3 separate regions of the Homo sapiens genome follow, and all the other regions are linked to region 3. Evidence: chromatin contacts called from ENCODE Hi-C data. All regions are on one chromosome and are shown on one strand. The core of a region is the stretch at or near the end of the contact, and the rest is flanking DNA. Distances in the headings are between cores, read along the strand shown.

Region 1 (3,383 bases), core at 110-2,609, 1.9 Mb after region 3:
TGGCTGCAGAGATTCTGAATCAAGCGCAGGTTGGAAGCATAGTGCTTTGTTGGTACATCAGAGACACTGCCTCCAGGGACATCAGAGGTGACTTCTGTTGAGTTCTGCTGACTGCACAGGAGACACTGTCATACCCACAAAGAATAGCAGGGGACATTTCTGCCAGAAACACCACTAAGACATTAGTAAAAATGATTGTAACCCAGCTACTCAGGAGGCCGAGATGGGAGGATCACTTGAGTCTAGGAGTTCAAGACCAGCCTGGGCAATGTAGGGAGACATCATCTCTAAAAAATAAGACAAATTAGCCAGGCATTTGGGCTGCACCTGTACATAGTCTCAGCTACTCAGGAAGTTAAGGCAGGAGGATTCCTGGAGCCCAGGAAGATGGAGGCTGCAATGAGCTATGATGGCACCACTGCACTCCAGCCTGGGTGACAGCAAGACCCCGCCTCTTAAAAACAAACAAACAAACAGAAAGATTGTAAGACAGCAAATGTCAACTTGAGTTAGTAGTTGAAAAAATAGGCTTGGCGGGGTGGCTCATGCCTGTAATCCCAGCACTTTGGGAGGCCGAGGCAGGCGGATCACGAGATCAGGAGTTCAAGACCAGCCTGATCAACATTGTGAAACCCCGTCTCTTTTTGTATTTGTAGAAATACAAAAATGAGCCAGGCATGGTGGCGGGTGCTTGTAATCCCAGCTACTCGGGAGGCTGAGGCAGGAGAATCACTTGAACCTGGGAGGCAGAGGTTGCAGGAAAAAAAAAAAGAAAAGAAAAAAAATAGGCAAGCGGGAGTTCAAAGGGTGGGAACAAATCAGTGACGCGTGAACAGACTGATTTATGAGGGCAGGGGGCAGAGTCCAGCAGCTGCTCAAAGGCCTTTATGCTTCTGTCGAAACAAGTACGTCACATGCAGAGCTCTAGGCCTTCCTGTGTCATCCGAAAGGATGGGGTGAAGGCCTGGGTTACCAAGGGGGCACAAGTCGCCCACAGGTCCGGGATGAGGAGGCCTTGGCCCACTGTGGGAGCGGGTGGTGCGGAAAGCCCATGAGGGCTCTCGAACATTCCCCAGCGCCTGACAGCGGCCAGCTGGGGACATCTCCCAGCCGTGGCTCAGCCTTCAACAAGTCAAAAAGCCAGCATCACCCACAGCGTCATCCCCAGATCTATTCTAGGTTCTGAGGTTCTAGGTGGGACTTTCAAAAGCAGAAGAAACGATGCTAAAACCGAAAGGAATTTGCCATTAGGGAGAAATGCTTTATTTTCACCAGATGACAAACTTCAGGGTTTCTGATCAAAGTTGCTGCAATTTCTTCTTTCTCCTTCAGGCCTGATTCTGCTCCCCTCCCCTGTCCTCCCATCCTTCTTGCCACAACGGGGGAAGCCCTGAAAAACCCCGGTGTTTTCATAGGCTGTGTGGAGCCCAAGGAAGGGGAGGGAAAGGAAGTGGGGCTCATTTACCACCATTCAGTTCCTGATCGGGTTCCCCAAGAAGCAGCTGGGACTCTCCAACCCAACCTCACTTCCCCGGGGTCCCTGTCATTAGGCAGATGGCACTCCCATGGCTGTCCCTGCCATGTTCCCTCAGACCCCTCCTTGCTGCCTCAGTTTCTCAGCCCTCCACCCTTCCCTGCCTCCTGCCTCTCCCTGTCTGCCCTTCTCGGGACCCAGGCTCCTTCTGTCTGTCCACAAGCATGCTCAGGTCTCCCCATCTTAAAAACAAGGTCTGGACCCCCTGAATAACCTCTTTCTTGCATTTCACAAACATGCGCTTTTGGAAAGCAGTTTATGCTCTTGAATTGACTCACTGCTCCCACTTCCTCCTGCTGCCATCCAGGGTCTGCCTGTTCCCCCTCCAGCCTCCCCGTCAGTCGAGCCTGCCCTTGGCCAGGCCCTGTGGCAGCTTAAGGTGAAGTGGTCCAGCCTGTCAGCCGCACTGGACACCCTGACTGTCTCCTGCCCGGGGCCTCTCTCCCCTGCAGTCTTTGAGGCCTTGACCACTGAGGGGACTGCTCTTTGACCTCCTCCCTACTCTTAGTTTTTTTTTTGTCTTTTTGTTTTTTTTTAAATAACAGCTTTATTGAGGTATAATTCACATTTTCTGTGCTGTCCCCATCTCGAAGTGTACCACATTCAGAGTTGCGCAGTGACCCCACAGTCCACTGTAGACCTTTTCCATCCCAGAAGGAACCCCGTGCCTCTTAGTGGTCACCCTCCAATTCCCCGCCACGCCCTCCAGGCCCAGGCATCATGAATCTGTGTTGGGCCTCTGATTTGCCTTCATTTTCACCTTCTCTGTCAACCCATGGTCTGCAGCCTTTGCTCTGCTCTGTATCCCAGGGACCTCTCTCACAGCACAGGTCTGCATTTCAGCTGTGCCAATGCTCCCCCGAAGCTCTCCGCACCCTTACCCTGGACAGCGGCCTCTTCCTGGCTGGTCCACACCCCAGCCCGACCTTCTGCTGCCCTCCCCAGCTCCGGGCTCCTGCAGCACCTTCTCTCCTCACCCCCTCCCTCACTGCTCCTAAGTCCACATGCAGGTTCACACCTCCTCATGCTTCCCACGCCTCCATGCACTTTTCACACCTCCACACATCACATCTCCTCACACCTCCACACACACTTCACACCTCCTCACGCCTCCCACTCACACCTTCTCACGCCTCCCACATCTCCACACGCTTTTCACACCTCCTGTTATGGTTTGGCTGCATCCCCATGCAAATCTCAACTTGAATTGTATCTCCCAGAATTTCCAAGTGTTGTGGGAGGGACCCACAGGGAGGTAATTGAATCATGGGGGCTGGTCTTTCCCATGCTATTCTTGTGATGGTGAATAAGTCTCACAAGATCTGATGGGTTTATCAGGGGTTTCTGCTTTTGCTTCCTCCTCATTTTTTTTCTCTTGCCGCCGCCATGTAAGAAATGCCTTTTGCCTCCTGCCATGACTCTGAGGCCTCCCCAGCCATGTGGAATTGTTAAGTCCAATTAAACCTCTTTTTCTTCCTAGTCTCGGGTATGTCTTTATCAGCAGTGTGAAAATGGACTAATACAGTAAATTAGTACCAGGAGTGGGGTGTTGCTGAAAAGATACCCAAAAATGTGAAGCAACTTTGGAACTGGGTAACAGACAGAGATTACAACAGTTGGAGGGCTCAGAAGAAGACAGGAAAATGTGGGAAAGTTTGGAACTTTCTAGAGACTTATTGAATGGCTTTGCCCAAAATGCTGATAGTGATATGGTCAATAAAATCCAGGCTGAGGTGGTCTCAGATAGAGATGAGGAACTTTTTGGGAACTGGAGCAAAGGTGACTCTGGTTATGTTTTAGCAAAGAGATTGGTGGCATTTTACCCTTGCCCTAGAGATTTGTGGAACAC
Region 2 (3,101 bases), core at 165-2,664, 1.9 Mb after region 3:
GAGAGGGAAAGGATAGAAAAACTGGAAAAGGAGCTCCACGCCAAAGGCACACTTGGCCCCAGTGAACCACCTGGAATACGCTGGGAGCGCTGTAACCACTAAGTAATTCTGAGCAAAAGCTAGGGTGGATTCTGGATATGCCAGGCCGTCTTTTGGAAAAAGAACACACAATTAGGCACGAAGTGGAGTAAGAAAAGAAATCACAATTACTGGAGCCTCGGAAATCCGAGTTTCTTCTGTTTACCAGAACCGCTTGCCCAGCAATGTTTCCAGAGGGCGCCCGGCTTTCCCTCTTTTCCCAGAGCACTCCCCAGCTCTCCCAAGACAAGGGTGGCGTGGTGCCCCGGGGCAAAGACTAAGTCGCTGTACAGCCTCGAGGAGCGAGCTGCTCAGCAAAAGCAAAAGAGAAGGGCTCTCGGGTGGCGGGGACAGACCCTCCTTCGGCATGGGTTGGATCGGACAAGGGGGGCCGTGTGCCGTCAGCTGCCCCACTTCTCTCTGAAGCCCAGTGGGCTCCATCCACTGACCCGCGGCCCGCGCGCCTCCCGGCACCGGCTACATCGCTGGGAGGTGAGGCGCTGGGAGCGCGTGAGGCTCTCCGGGAGAAAACAGCCCAGCTTGCATCCCAGAGGAGGCAGCAGCCGCAGGCACCGTCTATTTCCTCACTCAGTATACAAATTTGACCTCAAAAATACGAACCCTGTCTTTGGCATGTCTGCATTTAGAAATAAACATCATTCCAGACGCCGGCCAGTTCATAGCCACAGAGTCGTAAAGTTTTATTTTTAAAGGGGGGGACGGAAAGGACTTGTAAAGTTTTTTTTTTAAATTTGTTTTTAAATAAAGGAATTAACTTCTGCAAAACAAGCAATCAGCAGCAGAATGCGCGAGGCCACGAGTGCGATCCCCCGAGGCGCGGGGCGCGGCTGGGAAGTTTTGGGGGCGCGCGGCGCGGTGCCGGGACCGGGGAGGAGGCGCGCGGTTCTGGGGGCGCGCAGTGCGGGAGCGCGCGGCCCCGGGGATGGGGAAGGGGCCGGGGACGGGTAGCGCGCGGCCCCTGGGATGGGGAGGGGGCGGGAAGGGGGGAAGAGACGCGGGGCTCTGGGGGCCCGCAGTCTGGGAGCGCGCGGCCCCGGGGATGGGGAGGGGGCCGGGAGGAGGCGTGCGGCTCTGGGGGCGCGCACTGCGGGAGCGCGCGGTGGCGAGGATAGGGCGGGCCGGGGTTCGCGGGGCGAAGGCGCGCGGTGCCCGGGGGAGGGCGGGCCGGGGCGCGCGGGCCGGGGCGGGGGCGCGCGGGCCGGGGCGGGGGCGCGCGGGGCCGGTCGGCGCGCGGGGGCGGCGGGCGCGGCGCTGCCAATCGCAGACAAAGGCCGTCCCAGTGAATCATGTGGTGCCGGGGGAGGAAGTGCGGCTTGTTTTCTTTCCTCCAGTCTCGGGGCTGCAGGCTGAGCGCGATGCGCGGAGACCCCCGCGGGGGCGGCGGCGGCCGTGAGCCCCGATGAGGCCCGAGCGTCCCCGGCCGCGCGGCAGCGCCCCCGGCCCGATGGAGACCCCGCCGTGGGACCCAGCCCGCAACGACTCGCTGCCGCCCACGCTGACCCCGGCCGTGCCCCCCTACGTGAAGCTTGGCCTCACCGTCGTCTACACCGTGTTCTACGCGCTGCTCTTCGTGTTCATCTACGTGCAGCTCTGGCTGGTGCTGCGTTACCGCCACAAGCGGCTCAGCTACCAGAGCGTCTTCCTCTTTCTCTGCCTCTTCTGGGCCTCCCTGCGGACCGTCCTCTTCTCCTTCTACTTCAAAGACTTCGTGGCGGCCAATTCGCTCAGCCCCTTCGTCTTCTGGCTGCTCTACTGCTTCCCTGTGTGCCTGCAGTTTTTCACCCTCACGCTGATGAACTTGTACTTCACGCAGGTGAGTTTCAGAGAGGCTCCTGGAGGCGCTCACCTGGCGGGGTGGTCCCCGCGGGGCGCCCGAGGCAGGGGCGATGGCAGCCGCGGGGGCGGGTCCGGCCCTAGGGCTGAGAGTGTAGGGAGAAGGCGCCGGCTCTGGGGTCGTCCGAACCCTGTCCTGTTTGCGGGCATTTGTCATAGGAAACCCCCTGCCATTCCCAAAAGGGGCAAGGAGAAGGCAGGGGAGGGCTGGAGGCCGCCGCTCACTCGCTGCCCCTGGCTCCGCATCGTGCGGTGGATTCGGGGCGCTTCTCCGTGCGCAGCGCGAAGCAGCAGCGCCTGCACACGCCAGTTAGTACGGATGGAAGGTGTGCCCCCAAGGGAGGCCTGAACTCTAGAATTTGCCCTGCCTCCCCAGGCACCTAACTCCCGGCCTGGAAAGGTCTTCTGCACGTTGGCCTCCAGATTTGGGCCTGACACTGCTGTTTTGAGCGTTGGCAGGGTGAGACCATGTTGGTTTTGATGAGATGTTTTGAACCTCCGGCTTAGGAGCTCTACAGAACTGCGGCTTACTAACTCATTCCACCGGATTGCTAAACAGCAGGCTGGGGTAACACCCAGCTCCGAGCTGCTGCCGCTCATCAGAGTTACTGTCTGAGCTCATCTGAGAGGCCCCAAGAAAAGGCCATAAAAGCTGACTGGGGCTCTTTTACAGCCACACAAAAATCACTTTATGGGGCATATTATTAAATAAGCTAATGGGAGAGTATGTGAATTAACTTGGCTGCTGCTTTACTGCTGATGGTTGACTTAATGAAAGTGCAGTAATTGTTGAGCACTTTGCAAATACTTTGTATAGCGTTGCACAAAGGTTTAATAACGCGGTGCCGCCGTCATCATCGTCATCATCATCTCTGATTCCCATTAGCTTTCCAAGCACTAAGATGTCCATTTTCACTAGGACTCTGCCGAAGGGGAAGGCGTCAACGGTGTCACCTGGTGAGGGTAATTTCAGAACTGTCGGATGGGCAGAAACCCTGTGCAAGCAGGCATCTCATTCCTTTTAAGTGTCTTTTTTTTTTTTTTTGAGAAAAAGTCACTTATTTAAAAAAAGAAAGAGGCCGTATGCGGTGGCGCATGCCTGTCATCCCAGCATTGTGGAGGCGGAGGCGGGAGGATCGCTTGTGTCCCTGAGTTTGAGACCGGCCTGG
Region 3 (3,249 bases), core at 712-3,211:
CTTGGATTCTAAAGAACCCATTTCCTGTGGAATTTTATTGCTGTTAAAACTTGGATGAAGTTCAAATCATAGGCTTTCTAAAATAGTCAGAGGCCAGCTATAAATTTAAAGATGTGTGGGAAATATGAGTCAGTCGAGTCCATTCGGTTGCCCCAATCATTACTACTGAGATAGACTTTCTACGTAGGTTTATTCCTATTGTTGTCATGAGGGTCCGAGAAGGCACAAGAACTGAGCAAAAAACACACTTATTTTGAAGCATATACAGGGCACCTATAGTATGATGAGTCATTCTTCATTTTCAGATCGTTAAAAAGAAAAGTCCTTGAAATCTTGTTGCTGAACTCTTGTGGAAACTAGTAATACAGAAACTGAAAACAGAATTATTAGTAAATGTCTCACCTTCTCTGGTTCAGAGTTTTTTCGTTTTGTGAAAGAGAAATAATGCTCTTTCTGTTATCTTTGATTGAACAGGTGTTTGTGAGGTCCCTTGAGACCCATCAGGGAAAATGTAAAAGGTGCTATAAATTTTAAAATGTTATTTATTATGCATTGATGTTATTTAATAATAATACATTTGCCGAAAGCAAGAACTTCATTCATTGAGATTTGTGTCTCAGGTTTTATCATATCATGAATAGACTTTGTACACAAAGAAAAACTAAAATATTGCTAGTAAATCAATCTGGTACCATGATCCCAGTGAATAATGATAATTCCTTGACCTTCAATTAATGAGTGCAGGGATTGAGCTCCATTTAAGAAATGTGTGAAGAGAACAAGGCCAGATGCAGTGGCTCAGGTCTGTAATCCCAGAACTTTGGGAGGCGAAGGTGGGTGGATCGCTTGAGTCCAGGAGTTCAAGACCAGCCTGGACAACATGGCAAAACCCCGTCTCTACAAAAAAATACAAAAATTAGCCAGGCATGGTGGAGCATGCCTGTAGTGCCAGCTACTTGACAGGCTGAGGCAGGAGGATCATTTGAGCTCAGGATGCAGAGGCTGTAGTGAGCCAAGATCATGCCATTGCACTCCAGCCTGGGCAACAGAGCGAGACTCTGTCTCAAAAAAAGAAAGAAACAAATGTGTGAAGACAACAGGCAGAGAATGATAAAATCCATTCATATTTAAGAATCCTTACCTGGCCCTCCTAATGGAATATTCTAGAACCGTGTATACTTTCCAGGGTATGGAAAGTAGGAGTAATAGAAGGGCAGCACGTAATTATTAATAAAACTTTTCAAAGAGGACAGGAAACAAGACCTAAAGCGTTCTAGAAGTGGAGAAACTCACTTCAACCACAGACTATAAGACCAGACAAGTTAAGAAGTAGCACTTCCAGAACATCTTTGCATGTATACTTTTGGAGTAACATCTTCATCTCTGATCCTCCCCTGCATTTGAAATTGTTCTGAGATAGGGTGGACTGGGATTGTGGGGTGAGGGTAGGGTACAGACATAGACCAATCCAGCCGTCTTCAGATGAGTCATGAAGGAAGTCGAGAGATGGATGAGGACTTGGCCTCTGTGCTCTTCAAGATCCCTTCCACCCTGGAGAGTCTGTGTCCTGTGACTTCCCCAAAGAAGCTTTATTGCTCTTTCTGAAGATGCTTCTAGAACAGCATTGGGTCTTTCTTAAATCTCAGGTTTTCCCATTCTTTTTCCTTTCCATGATAGTGACCACTCCCATATAGACTTGCTTTCCAAATGGCGTGCTGCCTGGTTCCACATGTCCTCTTGGTGGGTGGCTGCCTGCCCCTGTTTGTTGTTCTCTTGCCTGGCTGCTGCTTCTCCCAGCCAGTGTGGACAGCAGGCTCGCTGCCCCTGATGTGCCATGGGGTCAGCACAGCATCAGAACTCTCAGGTGGACTTGGAAGCCCGCGCAGGACAGTCACAGCCCCTGGGGGCTTTACTAATGAGGCTACATGAACTGCCTCTCTGGTCGGCACTCCTCGGATCCCTCTCTTGCTTTTCTGTCACCTTTTCCTTGTATTCCCTAATCCATTATTGAATCATGTGTGCATTATGTCATCATCTGACACCTGCTGCATTCAGGGAATTGCCAGCATGGGCTCACTCCAGCTGTCCCTGCCTGGTTCTCTGGAGTTGGCACTCCTACCTTCAATGCATCGATTTGAATCATTATTTCCAAACCCAGACGTCTGACTGCCAGCTGTGTCTACTTATTTTTACTATCCCTTATACAGGCTGTTGCCTATAAGTCTTCAGAAGCTTGGCGATGGCTTTCTTTGACTTTCTTTATTGATGACTGCCCAGAAGGGCCCACACCGGTGTGAGTGGTACAGGGGATGCAGGGAACGCAAGCCCAGGCAACCCCCCTCCCACGAGCCTCCCTACAATTCCAGCAGTCTGTCCTGCCCCCCTATCTGGAGTAGCCAAGAACTTAGGTTTGTGCTGAGCATTTTTGAAGAGGCAGCAGGAAGGCCAGAAGCACATCCTGCTATCACAAAATAATACTCCATCTTTCAGGATCGTGAAAATTTGAGTTATAAATTACGTGATACAGATTCTAAATTATGCAAGACTTCACAAGAGGTCAGGTGAAGGCTGGATGGCCTCAGAAGGATGGCTTCAGAAGGCCTTCAGAAGGATTGCTACAATTCATCATGCACAAGGTGTTGAGGGTCTGGAGCAGGGAAGGAATCGGGGGCATCTGAATGGAGAAATGGGGACTTGATGGAGGATTCATGAAATGATTTTTAGGATACTTGAGGGCTTGGGAGGAATACACACAGTCTGGAAAGTCCCCCTGCTTAAGGGTGCCACAATCCAGCTCCCGGAGGCATCCAGATGAAGCAAAAGGTAAGACTGACCAGCACAAGTGACTGTGGACCGCATACTCATTACATGCTGCACATGGTAGCATTTGTGTACAAAATAGGCCACATGCTGGATAGTGTTTTGGTTAAAAAAAAACCATCACATGCATTGAACTCCACTTTTAAAAGGAAAAACAGATACAAAGTCAGTTATCTATGGTCTCCATAGCTTGATTCTTAAAAATTGGGGTTAGCGAAATGTTGATAGTTCTCAGGGGGAAATGTGAACGTTGGTTCTAATTAAAACTGTCTTATTGGAATTTCCAGGCAGCTGGAGAACAAATACAAAAATCTTAATTAAAAGACCGTTTTGTGAGGTCTTCAACTTCTTCTCCATTTCACCAACACGCTGCACAGTCTGTGTATTCAGCGTCACCAAAGAGATTTTTAATTCATCAGCCTGGTTTTT

Evidence for each region. Hi-C counts contacts between places; a loop is a spot of excess contacts on that map. Pooled maps may share reads with other maps.
Region 1: a loop to region 3 is called in a map with no recorded cell type, with 12 times the contacts of the local background. The contact joins the enhancer-like site here to the promoter of SLC35F3-AS1 in region 3. A Hi-C loop is called at or near these places in 2 of 37 single-sample maps with no recorded cell type and 3 of 50 pooled maps.
Region 2: a pooled map shows a loop between it and region 3 (1.9-fold over the local background). The contact joins the promoter of GPR137B here to the promoter of SLC35F3-AS1 in region 3. A Hi-C loop is called at or near these places in 2 of 37 single-sample maps with no recorded cell type and 3 of 50 pooled maps.

What each region holds. Positions count from the first base shown.
Region 1 is chr1:236,158,857-236,162,239 of GRCh38, forward strand. The region is part of intron 1 of GPR137B (G protein-coupled receptor 137B); the gene reads left to right. Among named protein-coding and RNA genes, the nearest start is that of GPR137B, 18 kb to the left of the region's middle. RefSeq lists enhancers at 730-779, 880-1,329, 1,420-1,469. Within about 2 kb of position 1,360, at least 5 of the 41 ENCODE cell types and tissues checked have a DNase peak (open chromatin) inside an H3K27ac peak, as active enhancers do.
Region 2 is chr1:236,141,125-236,144,225 of GRCh38, forward strand. It overlaps GPR137B (G protein-coupled receptor 137B), which reads left to right and starts at 1,415. Exons shown (of 7, transcript NM_003272.4): 1 at 1,415-1,912. The coding sequence starts at 1,499. RefSeq lists silencers at 1,154-1,333, 1,404-1,673 and an enhancer at 1,639-2,142.
Region 3 is chr1:234,271,061-234,274,309 of GRCh38, forward strand. SLC35F3-AS1 (SLC35F3 antisense RNA 1) reads right to left here and starts at 1,962. Exons shown (of 2, transcript NR_183711.1): 1 at 1,142-1,962; 2 at 1-371. All of the region lies in intron 3 of SLC35F3 (solute carrier family 35 member F3), which reads left to right. It overlaps LOC105373206 (a long non-coding RNA gene), which reads left to right and starts at 2,003. Exons shown (of 2, transcript XR_949283.4): 1 at 2,003-2,823; 2 at 3,108-3,249.